Linked DNA regions of Homo sapiens: region 2 is linked to region 1. Evidence: chromatin loops called from intact Hi-C (ENCODE). Cell type or tissue: PC-3. All regions are shown on one strand. Each heading gives the region's core, and the rest is flanking DNA. Links, peaks and the distances in the headings are about the cores only.

Region 1 (10,500 bases), core at 3,997-6,496:
GATACAGAAACAAATGTATCCCTATTGTTTTCCAATATCAAATCTTCCACACAGACCAAAATTTCCTCCTCTTCTACTTCCTTTAGGACTTGGTATAGTTACTTACCACTTCATTCCTCTGAACCCTTTCCTTTCCCTCTACTGCTTCCTCCTTCTATGCTTTCTTCCCCCCTTGCAAAAACTCCCCTCAACTCTGTCTTCTTCTCAAGCTATTTATTTTTTTTTTTTCTCTAACAGTGTCTTAACAGGACACTCTTAGAAAAATTATTCATGACTCAATGGATATTGGCACTTCTGAGTTACTTTTTAACACGTTATTCACTCTACAGAATATGTTCACATACAGGTAATCAATGCCTATCCAATTACCAAAAAGAAATACCACATTCCAGTATACCAGCTATTTAGCTGCATAACATTTGACAGCATGTTACACATTCTGCTCATCTTACTTTGCCCTGACTTGCTGGGGTAGTCCACGTATTAGAGCTTCAGCTACTGCATCTTCCCTAAGGATTAGCAGTCCACATCTGTGATTCTGTTCCTCAACAATAGTCTCACTCTCTCAACACTCTTTCCCTTTCCTGACTCCTATACCTCTATCACATAAATATTTATATTTCCTAGAGTGAAAAACCTCAGGTTTCTTCTCCTGTGACTTCATGCAGACCTCCTGTAAGATTCCATTCTTGTCCATGGTTTCAAATATTACCTATTTTTTCAGTATATTCTAACCAATACTCTTTTCTGACCTTCAGAAACACATGTCTAATAGCCTTAAGTTTCCTCCAAATTGATGTTTTAATAGATACATCAAGTTCCACATGTTAAAATATGAATTCATCACCTTCCTCCCTCCACCTTTTTAAGAAATTTTTTTCTGCTTCTATAATAATAATCTTGTTTAATGGTAATTACTTACCCATTCAGGCTAAAAAATTGGGGCCATTTTAAGCTCCCTGTACTCTCCGTCACCCACATTCAACTGGACACCAACACTTACTTACTTTATAATCCCCATAAAGCATCTAGGGTGATCTTTTAAAGTATTTATATTGGATCATACCACAGCCCAGCTTTAAACATCTTCCAAAGTCTTCCTGAGTTAGAATACCATACCAACTCCTTACTTTGGCCCTACACTATCAGGCTTCCTTGTTCCCTTCAAACAACTCTCCTTGTGCCTAATCCACGGTGCTCTTCTATTTGTTTGTGGAATGCACCAAACTTACTCCATTCTCAGTCGTTTTTGTTCTCGCCTATGTAACTGTTGCTGTTATTTATCTAAACATTTGCTCCTCCAATTCTCAAGTGTAGTTCATCCAAATGTTATTATACTTTGTACTCAGTGCTTAGTAAATATTGATTACATGTGAATTACCTGGCTACTATGGAAATTTATCAATACATTGTAGATTCATACAACAAAAGGGATCTTCTATTCTTAAAGGCTTAAAATGATTCAATAAAGGGTAGCAAGTTTAACATTTAAATAAAAACAATTCGTGATTAAAAATAGCAGCAGACCTAATTTTACTTTATCTTTTGTTATTAAGCACCAACAGCAACCAAAGGCCACAAGAGACCAGGTATACAAAAAGAGGTGGCCAAAGTAGTCCTATGAGCAAGTATACCACTCACTCTTACTAATGTAGCACCTCCCAGTGTTATGCAATCAAGGAACAGGCAACATCCTGTTTGGAGTAGATACATGAAATTCATAAGCCTAGTCATGCTATCATAATTATCTTTCCTTTTCATTCTTGTCTCAATTAAAGTCTGGAATTTTTATTCACTAATAGTGCTTACACAAATTCTTAAGAACAGAGGCAAAAATAATTCAGCCAAAAAAGTTACATTTATTTCATATGTATTTTTCTGAATCAAGAAATTGAAGGCATGCCAACTTCAGATTCAAAATTCAACCACATCTTAAAGAAATGAGGATCTAAGTCATTCTTAGTCAATATTCGATATGATTCCAACTAATGCTTTTTGGCTGAATAAACTACCTTTTTTATAGCATTTGCATTTCTTAGACTGTGGTCTTTCTATTTTGTTTTAATCAGAAGTGGAAATATCAACATAACTTGCATAATATCTGTAACATGATATTTTGCAGTTAACAGGAATAAGAAGTAATAAAAAAATTAACAGAGTCTGAAACTCAAGAGACTCTTCACAGATTTGTAGAATCTCTAGGAACAGCTGTTTCAGATAAATAGGTAAAAACAGCATCTCTATTAACCATTGTTATGAGCTTTGGAATTGTTTTTCCATCACTGAGTATAAGCTTGCCTGTTTATTGAATTCTCTGTAATCCCAGAATCAAATTGGAATGATAGCCAAGTAGGTAAGAGTTTCTAGACTTAAAATGTTTTATATTATTCAACACCTCCTCATGGTAAAAATAATGAAAGCAAAAGCAACCATGTTGGGTTTAAGAAACATAATTATGGTTTCAGGGGACTGTTGAGCTTTTTAACTGAAAGCCTTAAAAATCTTTTAACAGGTGTTAATCCACGCATGTGTCCTTTACAAAGTTTGTAGCAATACTATTCTGCATTGCATTTTAGTTGTGTTAATAAAGGATGTTCACATACATATCTCATTGTCACATTCTAATTAAGGTTCATTTTACAGATGAGAAAGCTAAGGCTCAAAGAAGTTACATATTTTTCTCAACATCACACAGCTTATTACTGTATCAAGGTCTAAATGTCTTCTGATTTGGCTTGTTCACAGTAAAACCTCAGAAAACAACTGTAATTAATTCCCACAGAGTCACTTAGAGTAATTAGATCAGGAAGTTTCCTTAAAACTGAAGGATTGTATAGAAATCCTTTCTTTTACAGTGATTTTTTTCACAACCATATACACAGAGTTCATGACATCATAATAGGTCCTGGGAGTAATTATTTTTTATTTATTTATTTTATTATTTGATTTTATTATTTATTTATTTATTTATTTTTTCGAGACAGAGTTTTGCTCGTATTGCCCAGGCCGGAGTGCAATGGCACAATCCTCGCTCACCATAACCTCCGCCTCCCTGGTTCAAGCGATTCTCCTGCCTCAGCCTCCCGAGTAGCTGGGATTATAGGCATGCGCCACCACACCTGGCTAATTTTGTAATTTTAGTAGAGACAGGATTTCTCCATGTTGGTCAGGCTGGTCTCGAACTCCCGACCTCAGGTCATCCACCCGCCTTGGCATCCCAAAGTGCTGGGATTACAGGTGTGAGCCACCACATCTGGCCAATTATTTTAAAAATATACATGATAGTTAATCACTTTTAGAAATAAATTATGTTTATTATTTTGGATTTCAGTTTTCTGACATTAAGTAAAGTAGGTCAGTATATTTTAAAAGTTCATAGATTTTTTTATTCTTCCAAGTTTCTGACAACTAAGAACTCATTAAATTCATTTAAAATGCCTATTCTGTGCTGAAGAGTTTTGGAGAAAGCTTCATCTTGTGGATTTCGGCTGTCATTCCTGATTATATCTGCTTGATGTAACTTTAGTTAAGGCATTTTATATTTCAGGTTTTCCTATAAAACTAAGTTGTGGCTTTTTAATTAAGAAACATATTTTTATCTCTATAGTTTATTACTCTTTGACTTTATTATAAAACTTGAAGTTTTTATTGGTTGATAAAGATAAGAGATAGCTGGGAAAGAGGCAGATATCCAGGCTGAAGGCTTTCTGGAAGAGACTACGAATCATATCTCAAAATCAGTCACTGCTCACCAAACTGACAGCAGCATGCCTTGAGAACTATTTCCAGAAGTGTTGAAGAGTCCATGTGTTTACACTGGACTTTGTTATGAACAAAGAAAATACTATTTATATATTTTAAAATGCCCATGGCAAAGCCTGTTCTTTAAGCCAGTTGTTCAGACAAAAATAATCCACTTAAAAGTAGAAATGAAATTTACTACCATTAAGACCAGTGTTAAATTATACAGAACAGCAGAACAAAAAAAAGTCAAGGATCTAATAAGACATCTGGAAATATGTCATGTGTATATAGGAGTCACTTAATGATGTTGATGTGCCTAAATTGAACCCACACAAATACATATGAGAGAATGGGATCAAATGGTTTCTTAAGCAGGAAGACATGCAGAAAAAAAATAATATCCATTTACAAATGCAATTAATTCTGGAAGTGAAGATCAGCATTATATATTGAGAATAAATATGATTCTTACCATCTGAGACTGACTTCTAGGACATCCATTGATATCTTCAACTTTTTCATTTGCTAAAGCCAAGAGATAAAATAAAAGAGAGAAAAAAAGAACGACATGCTTAAGCAATGAAGTGAAACACACACACGAAAACAGGAAAAAAAAAATACCAAGCAAAAATGCTCCTGCTACATATATTCTGTCTTCCAAGCAGTGTACAAGAAGACACACTTATTAGCAGCTGCCAATTCTATATGCACAAATCAGGCAAAAAAAAAAATGAGTGAGAAGGAAGTTGCTGCTAATTCTTTAGCCTGTGCCAAATGATTGCTGACATGAAACCTTTCACAATTGTCCCTGCTGGATCAGGATACAGTTTCAAGGCATCTCAGAGTGTATGAGTTGCTCCAGCTAACGAAATACACACATGGGAGACATATGGTTTAATGAAGCATTCATTTCTGACAGTTCGATTCAAATGATTCAATAAAGGTTAGCAAGTTTATGTATATAAAGATACAGTTCTAGTTATTTAAAAGTATGGCCAAACTGCCTTTTTCAAACATCCTCATATAAACATTTTAATTAAATCAGGGGAGAGCTACATGAATCTCAGAGACACATGGACCAGTTCAGTAAGGCGCTTAACTTAAGTTGTGCTTTACCAAAGAGATGGGAGCAGAGACTTTCATGCTTTCTTTCAGAAGGAAGGGCTTACCAATAATCTGGATGATTTCTGCTAGGAGTACTCCATCTGCAATGTCTTGTTGCAAGTCCTTGATCAGCCGCTTGTGGCCTGATTTTGCTAGGTAGTGGTTGGCCCAGTCAGTGTAAATCTGTTGAACAGAGAGAAGGAAAAAGTGAGATGGGGTGAGGGAAAACAGAGACAATAAAATGCTGAAGACAAATGTTGGATTCAAAGGGAAGCTATTCTGGATCACATTCCAGTTTAAGAAGTCATAGCTCTAAAGGAAATAGTTGTAAAGTAATTTTTAAACAGCTCTTTCCCCAACTTATCTCTCATTTCAAAGGGGATGATTCACTCTCAAAATTAAGGGCTAGTCACTTGTGACAAAGCAAAACTTCCCTCTGGGATGACTACTGAGGAAACTCCCATTGCAAATCAGTTTGGGTTTTCTCTCTCTTTATTGTTTCTATCATTTTGAAAACAATCTTGCTTGTTCATGTAAAAGAAACCCACCTGGACTGATTTACATAGAAACATTACTATAAAAAATTGTGTTTCTCTGAGAACACTATTGAATTTGTCATGTGAGATACTGTATGTGACAAGATTTTGGCATCATTTTATGAGATAATTACAAATACCTTCCTGTCTAAGAAATTTGATTTGGATTGTCGTCTTCCATTTAAGCCTCTTGAAATGTGTTTATATGAGAGAATAGAGGCAGCAAATGGAGTTATTACACAGAAATTACAATGTAGAATTCAGAAGTGGATTATAAGGCACAAAATTGACAATTTGACATAAAATAGAGGTGTCTCTTCAACAGCAGATCATGATATACAGAAAAGCTGAAACTCTACAAAAATTTCACAAAAATAAAACATTGTTAATTTTTTCAATTGAATAGAATACTTACTAATTGTAAGGGAAAAATAAGCATGAAGATTTCAGCTTTATGGGTGGTACATATGCATATATTAGTGGATTTATTACAAGGCACTCTATGATGTGGTGTAACAGAAAAACAAAATATTTGAAATGAGAATAGAAGAAAGAAAGTAAGAAATACGCTTGTTAAAATTATTGTTAGAAGCACTGGAATTAGAACTGGAAATAACATAGAACCTAGGCCTGAGAAGTGAGGAGAAGGACCTTCCTTGCAGTGGGTATAACATATAGAAAAGCCGACAGGCAAAGAAATCTAGGACACAGCAGTAAAAACTGTAATTGAGGCAGAATGTCTAAAATTAGGGAAAATTAGGCTGAAAAGGTAAGTTGCATTTTATAGTTATGAACACTAAATGCCAAGCATGTTAAAAACTTTTTAAACATTTCTAACAAAGCAAATTCACATTTAAAAAAGTAATAATAATAAACCAGAAGTATAGAAACTAAAAAATGAAAGTCTCCCCACAACTTTCAACCCTGTCCATTTTTGAATAATTTGGTATGAAGAGTTCCAGAATTGATGTATCTACACCGCACTTCACACCATGCCACAGAACACACACACACACACACACACACACACACACGAGATCACATTTTAAACCAAATTTGGCTCAAATTTTACATATTATTTTGCAGTTTCAAATTTATAAGTAACAATATTTTAACAGCTTTTCTAAGAGCCATTTCATGTATGTTCATCTATTTTTAATATTGCATTATATATATCAATCCCCCAGTTGATAGATATTTGACTTGTTTAAATGTGTTTCTATTATATCTAAAGTTGCAAGAGACAGCCTGACATATGTACCTTCCTGAACTCATATGCTAGTATTGTTATATGTCAAAAACCTAGAAATGGGGCTGCTAAGTGTTTTGAATGAATCTTGGGTCTAAATATCACAAGATTACAACACAGAAGAAAAAGTGTTCCTTTCTATTAGAAAATACAAAGTAGTCCTACTGGCATCATAAGACTAGTACATATCTGGTGGTGATTAAGTTTCTTGAAAGATGTAAACAACTGGAAGCATCCCATTGCATAAGAAAAATATATGTGAGAGCAAAATTGCATCTCCTTTTATTAATATCCATGATCTCTATGTTGAAGATATTGAAGGGTAAGAAAAATTACTTGCATAACTGTCTCCTGAATTAGCACACAAATACATGATTTTTAGGTGGATGCTTTTATTTGGTAATAATTTTTCTCAGTTAAGATTTGATTATATTTGTATGATCATACATTTTTTGGAAGGATTTTATACTGTTTAGAATTTAAAACATTGAGCACACTCCCCTTCTTAACACTTCATTTAAATGATAGAATTGTTTTGGCCTTCTAGTAGAAACTTCAGGTTAAGTCAGACTTGAGTTGTGCCGATCTGTCCATAGGCAAAGACTGGGGCCATGGGTTGAAAAAGGATTCACAAGGGTGAGGAGAATGAGTTCTGGAGTCAGACAGATCTGACTTGAGACCACTTACTACCAGTGGAACCCTGGACAAGTTACTTAACCTTCAGATTCCTCTTGTAAAAAAAAGTCTTGTTGTAAAACAAGGAGAAAAATAATACTTACATTATAGGATTGTGCCAGGACTAAATAAGATAGCACTTGTAAAGCATCTGTCACAAAGCTAGTCATGAAAAAACATGCTTGCTATTATTATCATCACATGGCATCTAGTTTTATTTTGCTGTGATAGCTTTCCAACAAATACTTGTTAAAGTTATAATTTCACAAATGTTAAGAAAATTGAGAAGGCTGGCATCAGAAGACTAAAGAAATTGTAGTAATTGCTTCTGACACTACTCCTATCACTAATTCTGCCTGCCTTCCACTTCACAGGTGTTGTGAATCTGTCTGCCATCTGAACTCAGGGAAATCTAAATAACAGATTAAGGCTGTCATATTCTCATTCAGACCTGTAATGTCTCTATTGTGGCACCACTTCCATCAAACTGTATTTCGTTGGTTTTGTTTTATGATAACATTAATTATACAAAAACATTTGTTTAAATAAAAAACAAAATGATATGAATGGAAAGTGAAAATAAGAATACTTTCATTCTCCAAATGCATGTCAACAGTTCCTTAGCCTTTATCCAAATTCATCCTGGGACTTAGGTGAGAAAACAAATGGGAGGCCAGCTAGTTGGCTTCAAGATACCTTGTTGGTAATACCTGTGTTTTAGCTCACAAATCATTTTTTGTTTGATCCAGAATTTCTTCCAGAGGAATCCCAAGCTTAAGGGCTTTGATATGTCCAGCATCTCTAATATCTGAAACTTTGCTCAGGCCGTATTTCTAACTTCAGCTGCAATCAGTGAGAGCAATGGCTATATAAAGAAATTTAATGCAAATTTAAAAATAATTGTAGTACACTTTATTTGTTCCTTCTAATAAACAGCTGTGTCTTCCATACTTAAAAGATACTTGAGACCCTCCAAGGAAATGACAAGAGAGGGAAAACCAGTGCCTTCCAAAAGGATATTATAATCTAGATGGTGAAATATTTCAAAAATTACAAAGTAACATGTAAATATATTTTAAAATATTATATACAAACATACTTCTCTCTTTCAAAATTGTATATGTGTAAGTTGAATACAAAGGTGGAAAAATGAGTTGTGTCTTTAAGGAGACTTCGAGCAAAGGACACATGGTATAAAAATGTATTTAAAACTCATCAATAAATGTACTGTAATGCCGTGATGAGAGAGAATACAAACAACCTTGTCAACTGTCATTAGAATGTGATCTTTAAATAAATACAACAGGATGGTGAAATCAGGTCCTGAAATTGGATTTGAACTCCAAAATTGCCCTCAGTTCATTATCACAAAAATAATAATCACAGTATTTAACATTTTAGTTTCAGCTGAATGAGTTACAAAATGTGCAGTAATGTATTTTGCAGGCTTATGCTATGAATTAATTATAGTTTTTTTAGTGAAGAAATTGGTATAATTGGGAACAATATCAAACTAATCATAATTCAGTGTTTGGTAATTTTTGTAAAAGGGTCATTGAAGATTTTAATCATGAATGTTCTGGCTAAAGCTTCCAATACGATTTATCTCTGGAAATCTGAAGCCAGTCTTCTTCGACTGTTTTGATGAACTTCAACGTGATGAATATAAATATCATCCCATCTAATAATTTTATCTCAAGGAATTCAGAAGAATTACTGAGATTGCGTTTACAAGAGGGCTACTTAGAAATTCTAGTACAATTGCATGCATAATCATTCATTAACCATAATTAAAAGTGATAAAAATCAAAGGTATCATGGTATATTTTACATTTATCAGTATGAATTTTGGGGCCTATTATGCAATAGCATGTATTCTTTGAGGAACAATTCACATTGTTGGAATGTCTGCTCTGCCACTTAATATTTGTGCAGACTTTGATTGAACATTTCTTTTCTCTAAATTCCCCAGTATTCTCATCTGTAAAATGGCAATAATATTATAACCTACTGATACGGTTTAGCTCTGTGTCCCCACCCAAATCTCATGTTGAATTGTAATTCCCAGTATTGGAGGAGGGGCCTGGTGGGAGGTGACTGAATCATGGGGGCAGACTTCTTCCCTTGCTGTTCTGATAGAGTTCTCATGAGATCTGGTTTTTCTGAAAGTGCGTAGCACATCCCCCTTGGCTCTCTCTCTTCCTCTGGCTCCCACCACGTAAGATGATCTTGCTTCTCCTTCACCTTCCACCATGACTGTAAGTTTCCTGAGGCCTCCCCAGCCATGCTACCTTTGGAGCCTGCAGAACTGTGAGTCTATTAAACCTCTTTTCCTTACAAGTTACCCAGTCTCAGGGATGTCTTTATAGCAGTGTGAAAACAGACTAATACCTCAACCAATGGAATTATTGTGAGGATTTAATGAATTTCTACTTTGGAATATGGACTTTCACTATGTTAAATATTGTTATTAGTAGCTCACTGCTTTAATATGAAATACATTTCCATTAACCATGAGAAATATTGTAAACCATTATTATTGTTAAACTCTTAAATCATATATATTCATCCAAATATAGTTTACCTAACTAATTAAGGAAAATTGCAGGAAGTTGTAATGACCTTGTAGCTTCATCATTTGCCTCTATGATATTTCTCTTACAGTGCTCATTATTCACTATAAATATGAGGATGAAATAGAAGGCAACATATATGATACCATATTTCTTTTGAGAAGTGAACCTGCTATGAAGAAACAACATCAGAAAAAGATCTACTCTGATTTTCCTTGAAGTCCTAAACATTTGTGATTTTTTTTTACTACTGACAGTATTACATACTATCTTTGTCTGTCACAGCAAGCTGCTCCTACATTTTTAAAAATTATTTATTTTAGCATTTGGTTAGTATTTTATAAGTAACCTACCACTCAGTTATATAAAAATGATTATAACTATTTTTGTTATTCCATACACTACATAGAGGTATATGTGTTTCAATGGGATAAAGTAACTTATTTTTAAGGAATCCTAAATAATCGAAGAAGTAGGGAGAAGTGATAGGGGAAAGACTGCCTCTTCATTGAAGTTAAAAGTCTGTTTGAATAAAAACACACTAATCTGTAACCTGATTAGAAGATATTATGAATATAATCAGAGGATTTAAAAATATTAGCTGAGCTAATTTTAACCC
Region 2 (5,797 bases), core at 3,264-5,763, 180 kb before region 1:
AGAATAAATACATTTAAAGTTACCATAATAATTTAAAGCTTTATTTAGAAATATGTTTGAATCTAGATATTAATGATTTTCTAACATAGACAATTTCTGCAAATCACCAAAGGTTGCAAACTCATATGCCAGCAAGGGCCAGATAGGGCATGAAAACGAATGGGGATTTCAGTCAACAGTCTGAAGCAGACAGGCACTGACTGCCTAGAGCCAATAGTTTCTAGGCAGAAATGTCAAGGCAGCGTTGCCAGATCTGACATTTAAAGACAAACCCAGAATTTGCAAAGTTGGTTACTACAAATTATTTAAAAATTTAGTTGAGTCAGACACATGAAACAAAACCCAAAACAAATATAGACTAGTTATGGCTCAATGGCCACCAATGACCTAGAGCAGCTGCAGAAGAGAAAACTGTTAAAAAGTGTATTTTATTATTTTATTTAATTTAATGAAGAGGAATTTAAACAAAAATTAAAATCTATAGGAAAAGCTACCGATTTAAATATGAGTATCAAAAAATCATCTAAAATTGTAGACAAACAGGTAAATCATGAACTTATATACATCTTTATTATATATCGCTAATTAACTTGCCTTAAAATTTACATTAACACATTTTCTCTCTGGTGTAGTTCTTTGGTTTTCTTAGCATTTCTGACATTCTACTGATCAATTAATTAACCATAATGAAGCCAGTATCACCCACTAGATCTACTTTTCTCTTCAATAGGTCATAAACTTTCTTAAATGTACTTGAAAGGATTAGAGCAATTTGCTATTGCTTGCATTTCTATTGTCAAGAAAACAAAAAGCTCAGTGTCTTATATTAAAATTTATTTTAATCTAGTAATTTACTGGAAGGCACTAATTAATATTAATATTATACACTATAGCTATGTAGTTAACATGTACTTTTTACAGCTTAATATTCATTAATGCATTTTATTAAGGCTCAAAGGCAAAACATATTTATCCAAAATTAGTTTAAAGTTTATTTTAGAAAAAGTCTTTATTTGGCCATTTTAATGTAGGAATACTCCCATTTTAAAAATTGGCCTATTTCAGGCTGGTGCCACGGCTCACACCTGTAATCCCCACACTTTGGGAGGCCAAGGAGGGTAGATCGCTTGAAGTCAGGAGTTCGAGACCAGCCTGGCCAACATGGTGAAACTTCATCTCTACAAAAAATACAAAAATTAGCCCAGCATGGTGGTCCGCTCCTATAACCCCAGCTACTCAGGTGGCTGAGGCATGAGAATTGCTTGAACTCGGGAAGCAGAGGACGCAATGAGCTGAGATGGCACCACTGCCCTCCAGCCTGGGCGACAGAGTGAGGCTCCATTTCAAAACAAATAAATAACATAACATAACATAACATAAATAAAATTGGCCTATTTCAAAGACTGAACATGTACAATAAATAAATCTGCTTAAAAAGAATAAGAAATTGCATATTTTCTAGTGTATTTCCATAGTGAAAATTTTATTGACTTCAGTTAAAATATAGATTAGAGTAAAATATTAAAACTGCATTTTGGTTATAGCTATGCAACTAACCAATCTTTCATCTAGTTTTGATTTGAATGTTACTTGGTTATAAATAGTTACTTGACTTTATTTCTGAATCTTGGATTAATGTCTAAATGCTGAAGAAATAGGCTGATGGCTAAATGGCCAACTTGTTGCAGATTATCTTAATAATTAAAAAATGACCAGTTTTGTGGAAGGTGGTTGTGGTTAATAAATGATAACCTATTTGCACTATGTTTGGTTTGGTTATCAAGTTGATATTTAGAATCCTTACATATGAGCATACAATCTAGGATACATTCATTAAAACTATAGGTTGTTTATCTATTTTAATATAATTCATTCATTAGAAGTTTTATAAATGACATGTGAAGATGCCCATTTACCTTAGAAGTGCTGAAACTAGAATCAAAGATTTTACAGGAAGCCCGACATTTTAGGTGGAAAAATGAACCCTTACTGGTCTTTACGTATGCTGTCTATAATAGCATATAACAGCAAAACCATAGGGAAATGGTTACATTTTATTTGCTATCACTGAGCTGTTTGCCTTGGCCCAGTTTTTTTCTTTAGGAGGAAAAATGTATTTTGTAATTAGCAGCCCACCATAGGAAACACCAATATTTTAGTTAGTGTTAAAATTACTTTATCATCGGGAAGCCCCATTTGCACGGCTGTCCCTGTCTCATTGTTAGGCAAGTAGGAAGTAAAGAGGGAAAGAAGCAATGTTTTGCTCTGGGTTTTGTTTTTACAAAGTCAAGAGAAAATGGGGAATTTCAAATTGGGACATCCTACATTAAAGGGAAACTGGCGTAATGCAGAGAGTGTCTAGCTAAGGGCTTTAATTGATGTTTAAAAATATCATTCCGGGAGTAAGGCTGAAGGTCTAGAAAATAAATGCCATCATCAATATCAGAGTTAAAAAATAAAAATAAAAAAAAAATAAAAAAAACAGGGGAAGACATAGAAAGATATATCAGGTATTTTACGTGACCAGTATTTCTTTCCACATGTGGCCAAGACCATGTTTAAAGCTTTACTTATGTCAAGAGACAAATAGCATTGCATTTATCAGGAAAAAGAAGTGGTTTTAAGACATTTTCCTGGTGGTAAGAGTCAGTACAGTATAATCAAGAGAGGATCACTTTGAGGAGAAAATTTAGAGTGATTTTGCTCAAAAGGGATGCTTCACAGTAAGCATATTAGGTAAGAAATGCCTTGCTATGTCCTCTACTTTAAGTTTATATATATATATAAAGCCAATGAGAAACACTTTGTAATATGATTACTTTTTAAGCAGTCTATTGAAAATGGCACTGACACTATAATTTTCTCTAATGATTCATGGCTGACAATTGATTTTTTTTTTTTTTTTTTTAACCAGGCCAACTAGGATTTCCCAGCAATCCATCTGCTATTTTTTCATAGAAGTACAAATGGAACAAATTTAACATATTGCTCTGAGCATAACTATAGAATAATTTCAATTTGGTCTTTCAAAATGCTTAAGTCATCATAAGGAGCTAGTGTTGTTCTGAAGCTTAAGCCAAATCATTAAAATGTCTTCAGGAGACCTCATTCAATATCTAAATACATTCCTTGAATTTTATTCACATTGCCTACTGGGTATAAATGTATGCATTCATATTAACAAAATTATCCACTCACCCTACCTTTAATGATTCTATTCCTCTGTAAATTTGGTAATGAGAGCAAATGAAAGGCCCGGTTTCATCAGTCTTACATCTTTTTGCACCGGGGCACTCACAGTGAAATCAAGGGAATTTAATGGGGTGGGGGTTAGGCATAGTGCAGGGAAGAGGGGGAAGATGTTATCAATGCCTCCAGGAAAGCTCACCTTTCTGAGAGAGTAGATCTCACACTACCCGTTCTCATGAGCAGGCTCTGGACCTCGTGAGTGCCTGTGGTCAGTCCAGACAAGGAGCCATGATGGCTGAGGGGGAGGTCAATGGACTCAGAGCTCGTGTGGAGGCTAGTCATGGACTGGTAGCTCGGAGTATCCTTGCTGCCTGCAGAGGAACTGCTCATATTGGCAGCCCACACGAGACCACCTGATGTGAAAGAGTGAACCGATGCTGGGCTGGAGGCCAACGAGTGACTTAAGCTTATAACATCTGTAGTTAAGTCTGAGGGTTTATTGAAGAGAGGGCTGCTGCTGCCGCTTAGCCCACCAGCACTGCCCATGCTGCCCGTACCGGACGACGGTGACTCCAGACTGCCTTGCCGCGCTAATGTGGTACTAGGGCTGGGCATTACTGAGGAAGATTTCACACCCTCAGTATTAGGTGCAGAGGCAGATTTGCCACCTGCCTTGGCACCAAACAACCTAAAAGAAAAACAAATAACAACTTCAGTTGTTCCAAGAAGCTAATATCCACATTTAATATTTCGGGTTACAGTACACAGAGCCAAGTGTGCTTTGATGTACTGAACTACAAAGCACTTCCTGTCTCTATGTTAATGAACTTTTATAAGCTTGGACTTCTTTATCAAGTGCAGAAAATCTCTCATATAAGGGTAGGTCAGTACTGAGCTGCTACTAGGGAAAGAGGGGAAGTGGGTGGAACAAAAGTAAGTCAAACATGAAAACCCCTGGTTTTCATAATTTAAGTGATCATGAGACTTTCACTCAAAGTCAGTAGTTTGACCATATACTTGCTGTTACCTATTTACAGAACCATTATAATGAAACAACTTCTACGCATTCGATAGACAACACTTAAATGAGCTCTTCTCTTTTTTTTTTATTTTTAAATTTTTAAACAGTTTATTCAAAATCTAGATGGAACGCTTAAAGCAAGTTTAGGGAGTTGTGTTGAGTATCTGGTGGTCTGAGTCACTGTCAGGGAGCAGTTGGTTGGAAACAATATTGACATTGTCGGCAACAAGTCAGTTTGTCTGTATTTTCCCCAGCAGAGGCCAAAGGGTTTTATGTCAGTTGCCAGTGCTATTCAAATACATTTTTTAATAGTGATTTGAAACAGAGCTGGTGCTGTTAGATTTTGGAGTTTAGTTCAGAAAACATTTTAGTTTTGTAAATGAAGCAGATGGTAGAATCAAATTTATGTAAATATGGAAATACAATGATATGAAGTAATGGCATAATGATTACTAATTGAGTTGCAATGAAATCCATATTTCCTACAGTGAAATATTTTATGACGAATATGAGAAATTGTTTCATAGGTAATGGGCCACAGGAGGGCACTATTGGCTTTTACTTAAGAAACAGAAATATTTACTCTCCCTATACGCCATAATTCATTCTTCCCAATGAGAATCAGTATTTTAAAAAGACAGTTCTGCAGCATTAATATTACTACGGAGGAATAAAGCCTTTAGGTTTTTCAAACAATCAGGTATCTGAAATTGCTTTATTGTAAAATAAATGTTTCAAAATCTTTCCTTTCCAAGATATCAAAGTTCTGGGTTTAGTCAACAGAATAAAAACAAACATTAAAAATATTGAACCCATAATGAACTATAAACCACACTCTACCATTTTGCAGATGAGAAAACAGACTCAGAGAGGTTTAGATATTTGTCCCCAATTTTTAACTGCATTTATTTTCCTACCACTTAAAAACACATGGGTATTTAAAAACAGTGATATCTTAGAGCAGAACTTCACATATTTAACACCAAAAACAATCCAGGAACAGAAACCAAGTCATGATCCTTACCAGAGTCATGTCAAAGAAAGCAGATGAAGAGTTAGAAAGCTTAGCCCACTCTTCAGTTGTGATACTGTACCAAACACTGGAATAGTTTCAAATTATGTCATATCTTGATTGTCTTTAATGTGTCAAGATATGACACTGTATAAATCTGTCCAATGGAATCTGTTACAAGGAAAACAACTTCATCTACATTTATGATCACCAACTCATTAAGAGCCAGCAAGAAAATGACACTGGAAATGAATGCCAAAAGTCATGAAAACCTATTTGGTTTTAATTTTTAATGTGAAAAGGAGGAATGGAAATCTATAGAAATTTTACAAGCTATTACTTTGCCTTATCACTACACTTAGGTATTACCATCAGCTTTTAAGTCTCTTAGATGTTGTTTGTGTTGCTAGTATCACAATGACAGTGAAACTTTGAAGTTTGACTGTTTCTCAAAATGAGAACTATTTTTTTTGCTAGCTGTTTATATGATAAGCTTCATAGAGCTCACTGTGTACTTTAAAGAATTCTAAGATATATATATACCTTATACATATTTAAAATATATATATACACAC

What was found. A loop is a pair of places that touch in the nucleus more often than their neighbours do. Peaks named below come from ENCODE experiments on the same cell type or tissue, not always from the same donor. Only the 100,000 strongest peaks of a DNase experiment are listed, where the experiment ranks them.
Region 2: it touches region 1 in a loop (4-fold over the local background); 1 of 110 quality-filtered maps calls a loop at or near these places.

What each region holds. Positions count from the first base shown.
Region 1 is chr12:77,934,850-77,945,349 of GRCh38, reverse strand. NAV3 (neuron navigator 3) reads right to left here. Exons shown (of 40, transcript NM_001024383.2): 2 at 4,914-5,031; 3 at 4,217-4,269. Among named protein-coding and RNA genes, the nearest start is that of NAV3, 110 kb to the right of the region's middle. RefSeq lists an enhancer at 4,633-5,832. In PC-3, for the core only: no CTCF peak of the experiment used is centred there; a DNase peak (open chromatin) is centred at 5,149; H3K4me3 peaks cover 1,705 bases; H3K27ac peaks cover 2,027 bases.
Region 2 is chr12:78,120,020-78,125,816 of GRCh38, reverse strand. NAV3 (neuron navigator 3) reads right to left here. Exons shown (of 40, transcript NM_001024383.2): 16 at 3,389-3,877. Among named protein-coding and RNA genes, the nearest start is that of LINC02424, 240 kb to the left of the region's middle. In PC-3, for the core only: a CTCF peak has its summit at 4,762 (motif pointing right); no DNase peak of the experiment used is centred there.